2 separate regions of the Homo sapiens genome follow, and region 1 is linked to region 2. A link is an interaction called in ENCODE POLR2A ChIA-PET data of the cell type or tissue named here. Cell type or tissue: PC-3. All regions are shown on one strand. Each heading gives the region's core, and the rest is flanking DNA. Links, peaks and the distances in the headings are about the cores only.

Region 1 (8,342 bases), core at 212-8,211, 81 kb after region 2:
TTTGTCAGGATGCATTTTATAAGTATTCTATAGTATGGTAATTTTTAAAGTGTGGTCCCCAGACCAGGTAGCATTGGCATTACTTGGGATTTTGTTTGAAATGCAAATTATCTGATCCTGCCTCAGATCTTCTGAATGAGAAACTATAGTAGTATGGCTAAGCAGTTTGCTTTAAAAGCCCTCAATTAGGTTCTGATGCATACCTAAATTATTGAGCTACTGCTGTAACACAATAAAACAGAATATGATTTTGATTTAGGCCCCTTAAAAGCTAAAGGTTATTTATCTTTCTATGATGAGAATATTTTTGGAAAATATTTAATGCAGTCTCAATGTTGATCTTTCTTTAGAATTAAGTTTTAAGCCTCTATAAAGTCATTAGGTTTATTAGAGCAAAATTATGACCTGAAATAGTTGAGTTCGTTGAAAAATAAAAACTTGTCTATGTTACACAGGAAAATGATACCAGTCTAATTGTTGACAATAACTGGCTTATTCCAGTTGCCTTGCAGTGTTCCTTAAGGGAGTGGATTGTTTAGGACCTAACTTTCTTAATACAAGTTTCATTAGAAGTAAATTCTCTATTTTTTCATTGTTTGGAAGGAAATATTTAACATATACAATATGATGGAACTTCTGTAGAATATAGCATAATCACAGAGACAGTTGTATCCATCCATTTCCTAGTCAGTTTCACCATATTTTTAAATGAGGCACAAGATTACTGTGTTATCAAAATGTTAACATTAAGCTTTTTAACAAGTCTGTGTAGTCACTTGATTTTTCAGATTTTGCCCACTAATTTTATGAGGGCCATTGGGCAAAGTGTTTTAATCCAGAATTTAAAATTGTTCATTTGTAATTGGGCAGGCTTATAAAAAGGGGCATATTTTAAATCTTTATCATCACTTTATAGCCATAATATACATACTAAAAGTTTGGTAGCAATTTGAGTATTTAACTACATAGGGTGGTACTTTGAAGGAAAAAGCATTTTAAGTTGAGCTTTAATTTAATTTCTGCTTTTAAAAACCCAATATAGTAGTACGTCATCTATGTATGTACATTGAGCATGCTTCTTAACATATTTAACTTCCAATTCTTTGATAACCGGTTGCATTCAATTACTTGTTTAAATAATTGGGCAAGTTTCCTGAGTTGTAGGCTGTGAAATATTTTCAAGATGGTTTGGGTAAAAAATTTTTTCAAAGTAGGTGCCGTCAGTGACTTTGATCACAGAGAAATCAGTATGATCCTGTGACAAGTTTAGTTTTAACAATGTAACTTCTTGTGTAAACTCAGTCACCTAGTAATGTGAATTAGTTGCAAAGTGATTCTGTATTCTTAGTGACCCACTGTTAGATGTTTTCAGACTAGTAAATGATAAATATTTATTGTTAAAATCATCCTTAAAATTTTATTTGAACATGCAGCACTTTTTGCAGTGTGAAATTGAAAAATCAATTGTTTAGTTTTTACCAAAGGAAAATTAGAGTTTTGTATACATATTTGATGAATACAGTAAACAGGTTAAAATTTAGCAAATAGAATTTTGTAAGCATTTTTAAAATGTGTGAATTCTGTGATAAGGGGGTGGCTTTGCTACAATTTATTACAAAGCTAAGTTATATTTCATTACTTATGTAAAATAGTGTTCTTTGTTTAGCTTCTTAAAGTGGTAGGAGAATTGTATAATTCCATTGATTGGTTCCATGCAGTGGAAATCTGACCTTTAGCAGATGTTTGAGAAATTGCCAGCACAGCATGATCAGCCAAAAAGACAGTTTTCCCCTTGTTACTTGACAGGCCTTTCATGCTTTAGTAACATGCCAAAGAAATGTTTAAATTATTTTTTTATAATATCACATGCTCTCTAAAATATTAAGAATACATTGAAAAACATGCATAAAATGAGATAGATTTTTCCTGCAATTACGGATTGCAATTCAGCTGACTTTTAAATGTTTATTATTAAAAAAAAAAAACTAAGATAAATGCTGATTGTTTTGTGAATTATGTGTTACTTTGAGATTTAAAATGTCTTCGGCTATGTAGTTAATTGTTATTAGGGTTTGATGTGTGTTATTTTTTCCATGATCATGTTTTCCATGATCATGTATAACAATTTAAACACTGTTATAAGTTTCTCTTATTTTAGTGTTATTTAATCGCAAGTATCGTCTTTGGTTGGCTTTTTTATTTTTTAATAGAGGCTTTTTGATAGGGGTTAAATGCATCACAGAGAAGTTATCCTATCTGGAACTTCTCGCTAAGGGCAGGATACTGCATGAATCCACTTTAAAGCCTCTTCTCTGAAGGACAGTATTTCTTTAGAGAATGAAATGGGTTCAGCTGTGTAGTTGTGGGGGTTCAGCTGTGTAGTTGTGGGAGTTCAGCAAAAACACTGTAAGCTCTGTTTTCTTCAACTTCATGGATTGAGCGTACAGGAAGGGGAAGGAGTTGCCTTAATGTTTAAGAATGAAGTGATGAATTGATAGTATCAGCAGTTGCCAGACTGTATCTTTTTCTGCAGGTGCTTATTTTCTGTAGGGCATTGCAGTTGTTTTTCATTGTGTTAGGTTATGAGACGATTTTAAGGAAAATTTAAGGAACATGATCTTACATAGTTTCATTTTACAGTTTTGTAACTGTTTTGTATGTCTTAGGTTTATATACTGAATTAGTTCTTCCAGAGGATTATGATTGAAAGTTTTGGCTGTGTGTACCTATCACCTTACAAAAATAAAAAGATTTTTTTAAAGGTCATGTTCAGTATCAGTAGTTCTAAGAATATGCTAAATTAAAATTTAAAAATCAAACACCTATAATAAAGTTTTGCTGAATCCACATGAATTGAACTAATGGTTTGTAATACCAGTTATATTACAAGTGAGAACTAGTTTCATATTTTGATATATAAAAGCTTTGAAGGAAGCATAATTGATAACTGTTTATTAATATCACATAATAGTTAATCTTTCATATTGGTACTTTCTGATAAGGTTTTATTAGATGGAGAAGGGTTATATAATTTAGTAAACTGGCAGCTTTTAAATGAATAATGACACTAAAATTTAAAGATTTAATCATAATGAGGTATATCTGATACGTAGTACCTGTGATATTATATATTAATAGTAAAGTCATTTTATATAAGGAAAAATTTTATTCTTAAGTGGGGTTTTCTAAGTAACTATATGTTTACACAAAGTCATACTGTTAACATTTAGTCACTTCCAGAGTCAGTGGAGTTGTATCCTGAAGAGGATTAAATTGCAAAGTTGGCACAGCACATAAAGCAAAAATGCACTTAAATTCAGTTCACTTTTAAGGCCTTGTTGGGAATACCAACCTATTGTTTGTCAGTTCATCCAGGACAGTTTTTTTTTTTTCTCTAGTGTTGGAATAATTTTTTTTTTTTTTTGAGATAGAGTCTTGCTGTATCGCCCAGGCTGGAGTGCAGTGGCCTGATCTCAGCTCACTGCAGCCTCTGCCTCCTGGGTTCAAGTGATTCTCCTGTCTCAGCCACCCGAGTAGCTGGGTCTACAGGCACCTGCCACCACAACCGGTGAGTTTTGTTGTTGTTGTTGTTGTTATTTTTAGCAAAGAAAGATGAAGTTTCACCATGTTGGCCAGGCTGGTCTTGAATTCCTGACCTCAAGTGATTCACCCTCCTCAGCCTCCCAAAGTGTTGGGATTACAGGCATCATCTACTGTGCCCGGAGCAGAATAAATTTTTAATATATATTTTGATAGGCTGATTTTCTTGCATCTCGATTTTTCTTGTATGTCAGTAACTGGAATCACAGTTACCTTTTGAGCACGGTGCTCACATTATGAGAGTTGAGAAAATTACGGGGAACAAACTCTGGCCTTATGGTGATTCTGGTTAGACTTGAGATCTCTAAATTGATATTTTTAAATGAGAATATATAATACACAGACTAAAATATACATTTTAAGGTTAAAAAAAGAGAAACTGTTTACTAAGAATGTTTAGTAGATTCAGTTTTCTTAGTGTTTAATACTAGAAAATACACAGTATTGGCTGGGTGCGTGGCTCATGCCTGTGATCCCAGCACTTTGGGAGGCCGAGGCAGGCAGATCACGAGGTCAGGAGATCGAGACCATCCTGGTTAACACAGTAAAACCCTGTCTGTACTAAAAATACAAAAAATTAGCTGGGCGTGTTGGCGGACACCTGCAGTCCCAGCTACTCGGGAGGCTGAGGCAGGAGAATGGCATGAACCCAGGAGGTGGGGCTTGCAGTGAGCCAAGATCGCACCACTGCACTCCAGCCTGGTCGACAGTGCAAGACTCCGTGTCAAAAAAAAAAAAAAAAAAAGTATTGATAGCATACTTTTAAGAAATCCAAATGTCTTTGTAAAAGTAGGTATTTTTCATTCTTTCAGTATCAGTTACTCTTCACTATGGTTCTTTTTCACATTTAAATAGAATCAAGGAACCTTTTATCTTTGGTTTATCTGGTATTTTTCAGTGTTAGCAATTTTGAAATTCTCTAATTTTTACCACAAACATTTTTGACTCTTTCATTCAGCTTATAATCTGAATTGACAGAAAAATCCAGGGAGAAAAGTTAAAATACTTCCTAAAGTTAAAATATTTGCTTTATTTAGATTTCTAGTATTTCTTATCAAGGAAAAAAATACTTTTTCATTATCTTATCGCTTGATAACCGTTTTTTGTCTCAGCTAAACGGAAGAAAAGTTACCTGGCAGCATAAGATAGCTATGAAGAATCTTTCCCCCACCAGAAAGAAGTTTAGCAAACTATTTTACTGAATAAATCTAAGACTTCCTCCTTCCCAGTAGTTGCCCACAATTTTCCTCCAATATGAGATTATGTCTCTATTTTGTAATTCTGCTCAGAAAACCTGTCTTAAAATCTACACATATTAAACTATAATATGTCATAAATTTTAAGAATGTTATTTAACAGAGGTAAATTTATCATGAATACCATATATTTAAGGTAGCAAAACATAAAGAGAGTAATAACCTCTTTTGATACTCAACAGCAGACCAGGTAAAGTCCAAACAGTTCTGTCTCATCAAAATAATGAAGGTTGCTTGTCTTTGACCTCTTTTCCTGTTACCTCTTTAAGAGATAACACACATATACATACGCTTTTGTAGATGAGACCATTCTAAAATTTATAAATTGTGTTGTATATCTTTGTCTGCCTGATTAAAATGGCTTGTCTTAAGGTAACACTGAACTGCTTAGTCTTTCAATAGGAATTTATTTAGCAACTACTTTGTGGTATTGTTTTGATATACTCTATTTTTGTGTTTCGGCTTTTTCTTATTTATTTTAATTAAATCAATATCATCCCTCGTATACACTATTCTTCTGTGCAGTTGACACTTGAACAATGTGGGTTTGAACTTTGAGAGTCAATTTATATGCAGATACTTTTAAATAAATATATTGCAAAATATTTTAGAGATTTGCAGCAATTTGAAAAAACTCATAGATGAACCATGTAGCCTAGAAATATTTTTAAAAATTTAGAAAATGTTAGGTATGTCATAAATGCATAAAATATATGTACATCTTAGTTTTATCATTTGCTACCATAAAATATACACAAATCTATTTAAAAAGTTAAAATATCAGAACTTTACCCACACAGAGACGTGACATGGCACTATTTACAGTAGAGAGAAATATAAACAAACATAAAGATGCAGTATTAACTCATAACTACATAAAATTAACTTTAGTACATGCTGTGATAGGTTTTTAGCCACCTCCTGTTTTTACTGTGTTGAACTCAAATGTTGCGAATGTCTGCTTAAAACTCAGTGTGATGCTGACATCTCCATGTGAGTAGTTGACCTCTCCACTAAATACCATATTGCAATAAGAAATGATCTCTCGCAGTCCTTGCATAATTTTTAATGTTGTTTAGTGCAATCTCGCAAACTTCGAATGATACCATAGAACAGAAATTTAGGAATCAATAAGTACAGTACTGTAAATGTATTTTCTCTTGCTCATAATAACTTCTCTAGCTTACTTTACTGTAAGAATACAGTATATAATAGACATACAAAATATTTGTTAATTGACTTTATGTCATTGTTAAGACTTCCGGTCAACAGTAGGCTATTACCAGTTAATTTTATGGGGAGTCAAAAATTACATTCAGCTTTTCGACTGGGCGGGCTGTCCTCAGTCCCAACCCCTGAATTGTTCCAGGGTCAGTTGTACATAGCTCTTCATGTTTTTAAAAAACACATTTTTGGCTGGGCATGGTGGTTCAAGCCTGTAATCCCAGCACTTTGGGAGGCTGAGGTGGGCAAATAGCTGGAGCTCAGGAGTTCTCAGGAGTTCAAGAGCAGTCTGGGCAACATGGCCAAGATCTTGTCTCTATTTAAAAAAAAAAAAAAAAAAAAAAATTGGGCCAGGCGCTGTGGCTTACGCCTGTAATCCCAGCACTTTGGGAGGCCAAGGTAGGTGGGATCATGAGGTCAGGAGATCGAGGCCATACTGGCTAACATGGTGAAACCCTGTCTCTACTAAAAATACAAAAACTTAGCTGGGCATGGTGGCACGCACCTGTAGTCCCAGCTACTTAGGAGGCTGAGGCAGGAGAATCACTTGAACCCAGGAGTTGGAGGTTACAGTGAGCCAAAGTTGTGCCACTGCACTCCAGCCTGGACAACAGAGTAACACTCCGCCTCAAAAAAAAAAAAAAAAAAATCAGGCCGAGTGTGGTGGCTCACGCCTGTAATCCCAGCACTCTGGGAGGCCCAGGCAGGCGGATCACCTGAGGTCAGGAGTTCGAGACCAGCCTGACCAACATGGTGAAAACTCGTTTCTACTAAAAGTACAAAAATTAGCCGGACATGGTGGTGGGCACCTGTAATCCCAGCTATTCAGGAGGCTGAGGCAGGAGAATCGCTTGACCCCGGGAGGCGGAGGTTGCAGTGAGCCAAGATTGGGCCACCTACTCCAGCCTGGGTGACAAGAGCGAGACTCCGTCTCAAAAAAAAAAAAAAAAAAAAAAATCAGTGACACATTTGTATCTACTCATGTAACTACCATGTTTCTCACTCACTGTAGTTAACCTGGTACCTCTACCCAGTCTATACCGCCCCTCTGTTCCACTGATCTCAGTTCTATCACCAAAGATGAGATTTTCCTGTTGTTGAACTTAATATAACTGGAATCATTCAGTGGCTTTTTACACTCAGTATAATATCTGTGAAACTTAATATATTAGATTCCTAGGGCTGCCATAACATCACAACAAATTTGGTGGATGGAAACAACAGAAGTTTATTCTTTCATTGCTCTGAGGACCAAAAGTCCAAAACTTCTTCATTAAATGGGACATAGACTGATTAGTAACAAGATTTACTTGTCTTTCTCCATGGTTTCAACAGTGAAAAGTAGTTTTAATGTTGACTGAAAGTTGATTAGTGCTTAAGACCTGAAAATGCTTAGGATTGTTTGCTGTTGGAAGATACGGCTCTTATCTACTTTTCTCCATTAGAGCTCTGGAGTTCTCTTGGGCCTAGAAAGAAGTAATTTGGAACAGTTAGTGTAGTGTGGGGTATTATGAAAACCAAAATAGAGTATTATAATAAAATATATAATAAAAACATACATAAAATTACTGGTTTGGGCTCAGTATATTTTTTGTCTTTAAAAAGAAGATGCTAACTCAAGGAAAGGGTAATAAGGTATGCTGGAAAGTTTATTTGCTTAGAAGTTAGGACTGATTTCTGGTCCTGGCTCTGTCATTAATAATTATGTCTCTGGATTCTTATGGAAGGTTTTTCCAGTTCTTCATATGACAGCTTGGTATTAGCAGTGGTCCTGACATTTATAGATATTATCACTTTCTTTCACCTCACTCACTCTTCATTTCCTTCACAGTATTAACAGTAACCTTTTCTGTTACATTTTGTTAACTTTAGAAATAGTAGATCATGTTAGACTAAGTAGAGATCACAAAAAGATGAGATTTAGGAGAAATCCATAGATGTTTTGAACTGTGGATGAATAGTTCACCAACTATTTCCTGTACACAAAAGCCATGCAATATATGTGATTAAATTTGTGCCTTGGTGAAATAATATGTTATATGTCACTGTATGTATTGTGGGGTCATTTATAAATGGTTACAATATTTTAAAGTAGGAATACCTAGGGTCTGCTTGTCGTTAGTTTTCTGTGATAGATATTCGACAGTGCTTCCTGGCATTTAGGAAGGGGCAGTGAGATCTTTTAATACATCTAGAGAAGACACTTCCTTATATGATCTTTTCATTTATTCAAATATATATTTATTACTTCCTCTGTGCCAG
Region 2 (8,342 bases), core at 66-8,065:
AAGAAGGAAATACTGTCATGTATGACAACATGGATGAACTTTGAGGACACTGTGTCAGTGAAATAAGCTAATTACAAGGTCAAATACTGTATGATTTTAGTGATAAGAAGAATCTACAATAATCAAAGTCATAGTAGCAGAGGGTAGAATGGTAGTTCCCAGGGGCTCATGGGAGGTGGAATTTCAGAGAGTTGTTGCTCAATGGACGTAAAGATTCAGTTATGCAAGATAAACAAGTTCTAGAGATCTGTGTAACACTGTGTTATAGTTAGTTAACAATAACACTGTACTGTATACTTAAACATTTGTTAAGAAGGTAGATCTCATATTAAGTGGTCTTACCACAATAAAAAAAAAATAGGAGTCCTAGAAAACTTGAGTGATATATCTCTTTTTAGTCTGTTTTTATTCAGGTTTCATAATTTGGCACTACATTTTCCAGGTTTTTTGGTAGGGGGTGTAGGGTCGGGGCCCCACACTTTTACCTCATTAACTCCTGAGGGCCTTGCTATATAGTAATGATATTTAAAGTGATGACATTGTTTAGTTAAGGAAAGACAAAATTAAATATAATTTAACATTCTTCAGGAAGGTTAAAAAATGTTACATGTTTTGGAAGTGGAAAATGTGAAAGTAGAAGCTTTTTTTCACTAGGGGCAAAAATAAAACATTTTAATAGTAATCAGATAAGGGATTGTTTTCAAATATGTAAAGCTTATCTGAAGCCCCTTGTTTCTTGCTGATGAGAATAGAATATTAAAGGCAGAGAATGGTCACTTTTACAACTGTACAGCATGTTGATAATTCATCTTCTTATGCAGACTACATGATTTGCTCCCATCCTCAAACTTACTGCCCTTTGGTCTCCATTCTTTGTTTTCATTAGATCAGTGACTTGCTATTTTTTAGTCATGTTATTTACTTATTGAGGAAAAACTGTCAGTATCTGACTCTTGATTTCATTGCTGTAGTATATGCTCGTGATATTTTTATTACAGAGACCGTATCACTCTTTGATAGGTATCTTCTTCATCTCTCCATGAAGTATAACTTCACTGCACAACTCATAGTGATTGGTTGCTTTGACATTTAACAAAGGTTTTTGCATTATCTTTTCTTTGTTTTCTGAAGGATTTGATTTTTTTATTCCACCTCATCTGAAGGTTATGTTTGGAATCCGTTTTCAAGCAAAATTTATCTGAGCTTTTATTCTGATGTTTTCTCTAAAGTTTGCTACTTGCGCCTCCACTTTCCCAGGTACTTAGGGTTTTTTAGGGAGGTCGTTACTCCCAGTTTGCAAAGAAAGCTTGAACAACTTTAGAGCAGAAAATTGACTTGTTACTTCCTTTACAGTTTTCTTAACTTTCTAAAACCATTCATTCATAGACTTTTAAAATAATAGCTTTATTGAGGCATAATTCACATACCATGTAATTCACCCAATTAAAGTACACAGTTGTATGGTTTTTAGCATGTTCACAGAGCTGTGCAACCATTACCACAATTTGAAATTCTTCATCAGCCCTGAAAGAAACTGTCTTTTAGCAGTCACTTCCCATTTCCTTCAACCCATCTGGCTGAGGCAAACGCTAATATCCTTCTGTCTCTATAGATTTGCCTGTTCTGGACATTTCATATAAATGGAATCATATAATATGTGGTCTTTTGTGACTGGCTTCTTTCACATTGCAAAAAGTTGTAGCATTTATTGGTACTTCATTTTATTACTGAATAATAGTCCATTGTATACATAAACATTTTATATCATCAGTTGATGGATATTTGGGTTGTTTCCACTTTTTGGCTGTTACGAATAATGCTGCTGTGAACATATATGTACAAATATTTGTAGCCATATGTTTTCATTTCTTTTGGGTGTTTTTTTTTTAAGTAAACTAAGATTAATCAAGTTCTAAAGGAAAAGAAGTTGGGTGCTACTTTTGGAAAAAATCTTCTGTGAATAATATAACATTTCTCTCATTCTCTTTTTATCCTCATGTATTTTTGCCAGGTTATGCTGCACTAACATGTTCGGATAACATGTACAATAACAAAGGTTTGTTTCTTTCATATGTTACATGTTATAATTGGCTGGGGCTCTGTCTTACCTCTCTTTTCATCCAGTATTCAGACTAAGGAAACACCCTTCTTTGGGACATCTTGTTCTTATTATAACCAAAGGAAAAAGCAACAGAACTAGTGGAAACATGCATTTAAAGCCTTTGCTCAGAACTGACATATGTCACGTTTCTGGTCACATTTCACTGGTCTAGGCAAGTGATATGACCAAACCTAAGAATTGAGCAGGGAAATATAAACTGACTATAGGTAGGCACTGAAAATCACATGGCATTAGGTGGGGTCATATATAGTCTTCATTTGTAGAAGGAGACACAAATGATTTGGGACAGAAACTGAGGCTATCACAGCTCAGAAGAAGTAATGAAACTTGTGGAGGAAAGCTGAAGAAGACTCAAGTGGCATGGAGTGAGGTTAGTGGAGCTCCATGTCTCTGAATTCAAGGGACTCTCCCACAGTCTGCAAATATTTAGAAATAAACCAGAGACCTTTGGAAGAAGAAGAGAGTGGGGAACAAGGCAGAGATCATATTATGTGTGTTATTGTGGGGGATGACTTGGAAGAGGAGAGCTACCCCTAGGTAGTTTCTATATTTCCCCAATTATCTTATTTTTTTTTCTCTTTTTAAAAATAGTTCAAGTTGAGATCAAAATAAAGTCTGCATAGTATGCTGGTCTTAAATTTTTTAAGTTTCTAAAGTTTCTTCTGTCTTCTCCCCCTTCTCTGTCCTCTGTTCTCTTTCTCTTATTTTCTTGTACTTTTTTGGCTGAAAAAAATAAGTTATTTATCCTGTAGTTTTCCTCAGTCTTGATTTTGCTGATTACATACCTGTGGTGTCATTTGACATGTTCTTCTTTTCCTATGTTTCCTACAAATGAGTGGTTGGATTTAGAGGCTTGATCATATTTAGGTTTGAGGTTTTTTTTTTTTTAATTTTTTTTTTTTTTAGTGCAATTGCCTCACAAGTGATATTGTGTATATCCATCAGAGGAACATAATGTCTGTTAGTAGCAATTGGTGGTCATTGCTTAGATCCATTAAGGGTTGAAAGATGTTGATATCCTTTTTTAAAAATATAATTTCTTCTTTAATTGCTAAAATATTTTGAAATAAAGAACTTTTCCTCTGCTCACTTTTTGTTACACTGAGGTATACTTTAAATAGTAAAGGAAGGATAAATGCTTCATTCTTTCCCTTTCTCAATTTTCTTCTTCTTTTTTTTTTTTTTGAGTTAGGAGTTGTTTTTTTTGAGGCTGGAGTGCAATGGTGCGATCTCGGCTCACTGCAACCTCCGCCTCCCACCTGTCTCAGCCTCCCACGTAGCTGGGATTACAGGTGCCTGCCACCACACCCCAGTAATTTTTGTATTTTTAGTAGAGACGGGGGTTTCACCATGTTGGCCAGGCTGGTCTCGAACTCCTGACCTCAGGTGATCTGCCCGCCTCGGCTTCCCAAAGTGCTGGGATTACAGGCGTGAGCCACCACTCGCAGCCTATCAATTTTCAAACTAATGAACTGTTTCCTTAGAGTCTTCCAAAGTTGATGAATGAATTGTTTTTAGTCTTTTTTTTTTTTTATGAATTCTTGGGTTTAAAAAATATTTGATATTTCAGTTCGTTAGTCTCCTTATTGATACATTGGCCAGTGAAAGTCTCCAGATTGGCTCCTATATCTTACCTTAGCAGTCTTTGCTAGCTTCCTTTTTTTTTTGAGATAATCCCAGGATTATCTCATATATGTCCTGACCCAGACCTGGAATCAACTGTTTTCACAAAGAACATTGGTTCCTTTGAGTGAGAAATGGTATGTAGAGACCACATTCTTTGTGCCCGAGGCATTCATTGTTGCTTAGCTTTTCAATGAAGAAAGAAGTTAAAAAAAAAAAATGCGCTAACACTGTGCTTAGCACTTGGAGGAATAGATATAAAACATAGTCACTGTCTTTGTTAATTAAAGTACAGCATTATAAATACTAAATTGTTTGACTTTTGTATGGAAGCTTATAGGAGGGTCTTCTCACATACAGAGGGAAGTGGGACATCAAGGAGGGCTTCCTCAAGGTACTTGACCTCAGCTTTGAGGAATAAAGTGAAGGTACTTTTGAGAGGAGCCTATTCAGATCATATTGTGGTATGCCTTTCTCTCTGTATTAGTGACCTGACCAGTGTGAGCCTCAGTTTCCTCATCAATAAATTTATGATATTTGTCAGCGTACATTTTGCTTCTCTTTAGGTTTTTCTCTGTCAGTAATAATACAATAACAATACTGCAAGGAATATTACTATGTGTGTACTTTTGTGCATTTGTCCATGTATTTTGATAGGACAAGATTTCTAAAAGGGAAATTGCTTAAAGAGTATATATGCATTAAGTTTTTCTTATGGATACTGCCAAATCACAATCAAAGAAGACAATTTAAAACTTTTACTCATGATTGGCTAGTGAAATCTTAAAAATATTTTTTTTACTTATTTATTACCATGTTCTAATTTCTTCCCATAATATAAAAAGAAGTTAATTTAAATATCTTTGCTTTCTAATATACACAATATGATGACATTTTTAACTTAAATGATATGCAGCACTTTTTGAACCTAGAAACTTATTTAATAATGAAGCTTTATAACTCTTTGCTATAGATTAATAACTTTCCAAACTTTTTTTTTTTTTTGAGACGGAGTTTCGTTTATGTTGCCCAGGCTGGAGTGCAGTGGCGCAATCTCAGCTCACCGCAACCTCTGCCTCCCGGGTTCAAGTGATTCTCCTGCCTCAGCTTCCCAAGTAGCTGGGATTACAGGCATGTGCCACCTTGCCCGGCTAACTTTTGTATTTTTAGTAGAGATGGGGTTTCTCCGTGTTGGTCAGGCTGGTCTCGATCTCCTGACCTCAGGTGATCCGCCCGCCTCGGCCTTCCAAAGTGCTGGGATTATAGGCATGAGCCACCAGGCCCAACTTTCCAAACTTTGAAAAGTATTCTGAGTCAGGCTACATAGAAATCATATACCCTACTTCCTGCCAGCTACGGGAAGAAAAGACTCCATGGTTTCTCTCTCTCTTTGTTTTTATTTTTTTCCTTCTTTTTAAAAAATGTGATCAGAGATCTGGATTGGAAAGAAAACATTCTTAGAGTTATTTGAGAGCTTTGTTATTTTCCCAGTTCCTTTCTAACTTTATATGAGTTTATTCCCTCCATTTGTAAAGTGGCTACTCATCTGCTCTGTGAAAATGGCTAATCCCTAAATTAATTTATGTTCAAAAAGAGAACATTTATGCTTCTGTTTTAGGTGCTGTTGAATTTATTATCTAATAATATGTACTTTCAAAAATTAGGAATTAGCCGGGTGTGGTGGCTCACGCCTGTAATTAACAGATTTAAAATTTTATTATAAAAATATGAATTAGGCTGGGGGTGGTGGCTCACGCCTGTAATCCCAGCACTTTGGGAGGCCAAGTCAGGCGGTTCACCTGAGGTCAGGAGTTTGAGACTAGCCTAGACAACATGGTGAAACCCTGTCTCTATTAAAAATACAAAAATTAGCAGGGCGTGGTGGCTGACGCCTATAATCGCAGCTACTCATGAGGCGGAGGCAGGAGTCATGAGGCAGAGGCAGGAGAATCGCTTGAACCAAGGAGGTGGAGGTTTCAGTGAGCCTAGATCATGCCACTGCACTCCAGCCTGGGCAACAAGAGTGAAACTCCATCTCAAAAAAAAAAAAAAAAAAAAAAAAAAAAAGAAATAACAGTTTTGTTCCCATCTACTTAAAAATAGCCTGTGATTCTTACATATATGTTGATTTAGATTGTAGGAATATCTTTTTGCTATGAATACATTATTTTGTTAAGTCTCCATACTCAGTGATTTTGCTTGAATTACGAATGGTGTTGAAAAAAGATAATGGAAAGGTTAACATAGGAGAGAAACGGAAAGAAAGAAAGAAATTCAGGCAATTGAAAATCATCCTTCTATTTCTCCCCCTTAAGCTAACACTTTCACCTGATACTTACCTTGAAGATATATGTGACAGTTATCTAGACTCATATTTCAGTTAGTACCTCACAGCTAAGAGTGTAGACTTTAAGTTCATGTTGGGGTTATTCAGACAAAACTGTAGTGGGTTATTTGTCTGAATTATGTTCAGTTGCTTTGACCTGCATCCACACTTTGAACTTGCCACTTTGAGATTGGCATATTAAAAAGTGTAATTTGTTTTCTTTTCCCTTTTTCTTATATTTTTAGTGATTATTTTTATTAATGTGCTTTTTAAAAATAATCTTTTATTTTTATTTTATTTTATTTTATATTGTTTTGAGACAGAGCCTCACTCTGTCAGCCAGGCTGGAGTGCAGTGTTCGCAATCTTGGCTTACTGCCACCTCTGTCTCCTGGGTTCAGGTGGTTCTCATGCCTCAGAGTCCCGAGTAGCTGTGACTACAGGCCCACGCCACCACGCCACCACGCCCAGCTAATTTTTGTATTTTTATTAGAGACAGGGTTTTGTCATGTTGGCCAGGCTGGTCTTAAACCCCTGACCTCAAGTGATCCACCAACCTTGGCCTCCCAAAGTGCTGGGATTACAGGCGTGAGTCACTGTGCCTGGCCATTTCTTTATAATCTTTTAAATCTTTATTGTAGGCTAAAATTTTTCTTCCCATGATTAATTTCATCAAACTTTGTTCATATCAGAAGGAATCTTTTTATTTGGAGTTTCCGCTTGACTTTGAAAGAAAAAGTGCCAGCCTGGGCAACATGGTGAAACACTGTCTCTACAAAAAATACAAAAAATTATCCAGGCATGGTGGCATGGGCCTGTAGTCCCAGCTGCTTCCGGGGCTGAGGCGGGAGGATCCCTTGAGCCCAGGAGGTCGAGGGTGCAGAGAGCCGAGATCACGCTTTACTCCAGCCTGGGTGACAAAGTCTCGAAAGAGAGAGAGAGAAAGAAGAAAGAAAAAGTTATAATTTACTCTATATGTTGTTTAAAGGAAAAGTTTCTCTGTAAGGAAAAGGAATTTCTGCTAGGTTGCATTCCCCCCGCTCTGCCCCTCTTAGTTTAGAATGAATTCTGTTTTGTGCTGACAAATAGCTGTTTCTGAAGTTGGCAAGAAAATTTCCTCTTGGGACTCCACTAGAAGTGTTGTAGTAGCTATCTGATTCAACTGCTTAGAAAGCTCTCTGAAAGTTGCCTTGTTTGTCTGGAAAGAGTGAGGAGCCCAAACCTGCTTTTTCCCTGGAGGGGGGTTGTAGCTATAAGCTGTTATGGGAAGAACTAGGAGGGATTGTGTCATAACAGTATGAAATTGAGCAATACCAAGGCATAATTAAAATTTCATACTCCAAAGCAAATTTTCAGACACAATAAAGAAGGGCTCTTAAAGATAGGCTTGGGTAGTATTTTATACTCTTATCCACCTTCTTAGGAGATAGAAAGGAAAGAGGAGGAAGATTTTCCTTTTCTTCATTTTCTTTTTATTTAAAACAGTCCACAAGTAAGCTGACTGCCTTATGCGAGTCATTATGCAAGAAAGGAAGGGGGATCAAGAGTTACTGGTGCAGATTCCATCTTACTATAAAATAAAATTGTGGGTCTTTATGTAATATCTTATTGAATACTAATTGTTTTATATTAAAATATTACATGTAAATATTAAGATACCCCATGAAATTATTTTGAATCAGATCAAGTGGCAAGGAGAAAAGAGTCAGTAGTTAAGAATAACTGGGGGAGGGGGTGATGAAAAAGAAAAGTTATAATAGTAAAATGAGATGAGGAAGGTAATAGAAAAGTTGGAAGCAGAGAAGTTAAGTAAAATAACTATTTCTGTTTTCTCCATCTGCCATCTTCATTCTTTGCCAACTTTTAGGCCACCTTGAAGAGATTACCTTGATTATCTTGCCCACACACTAAATTGTGTGACCACAGGGCAAGATACAACAATTCGTCATCTCAGTTTTCTTATTTCTAAGGTTAGTAAACTAGTACTTAGCACATAGAGTTGTTGCATGGATTAAATGAGCTATCTATAGATTGCTCATTAGCGTGCTTCGTGCATGGTAGGTGCTCAGTAAATGTTAACTGTTATTTTTGTCATCACTATTGTTATTAATGCCTCCTTTATTTATTCATGCATTCAACAGATGTTTATTGAATGCTTATATTGGAAGTTGGTGATTAAACAAAACAAAGTTCCTGCCCTTCTTGAGTTCCTGCCCTCAAGAAGCTTTCATTCACTCTTGTGAACAAGACAGTTAATAAGCAAGCAAATAAA

What was found. Peaks named below come from ENCODE experiments on the same cell type or tissue, not always from the same donor. Only the 100,000 strongest peaks of a DNase experiment are listed, where the experiment ranks them.
Region 1: POLR2A ChIA-PET joins it to region 2 with 5 read pairs; 3 of 35 experiments call an interaction of 5 or more read pairs at or near these places.

The regions. Positions count from the first base shown.
Region 1 is chr10:63,409,989-63,418,330 of GRCh38, reverse strand. The region is part of intron 1 of JMJD1C (jumonji domain containing 1C); the gene reads left to right. Among named protein-coding and RNA genes, the nearest start is that of JMJD1C-AS2, 16 kb to the left of the region's middle. In PC-3, for the core only: no CTCF peak of the experiment used is centred there; DNase peaks (open chromatin) are centred at 3,270 and 3,660; H3K4me3 peaks cover 1,710 bases; H3K27ac peaks cover 2,188 bases.
Region 2 is chr10:63,490,720-63,499,061 of GRCh38, reverse strand. It overlaps a transcript of JMJD1C not described here. Among named protein-coding and RNA genes, the nearest start is that of REEP3, 27 kb to the left of the region's middle. In PC-3, for the core only: no CTCF peak of the experiment used is centred there; DNase peaks (open chromatin) are centred at 6,641 and 7,281; H3K4me3 peaks cover 415 bases; H3K27ac peaks cover 2,761 bases.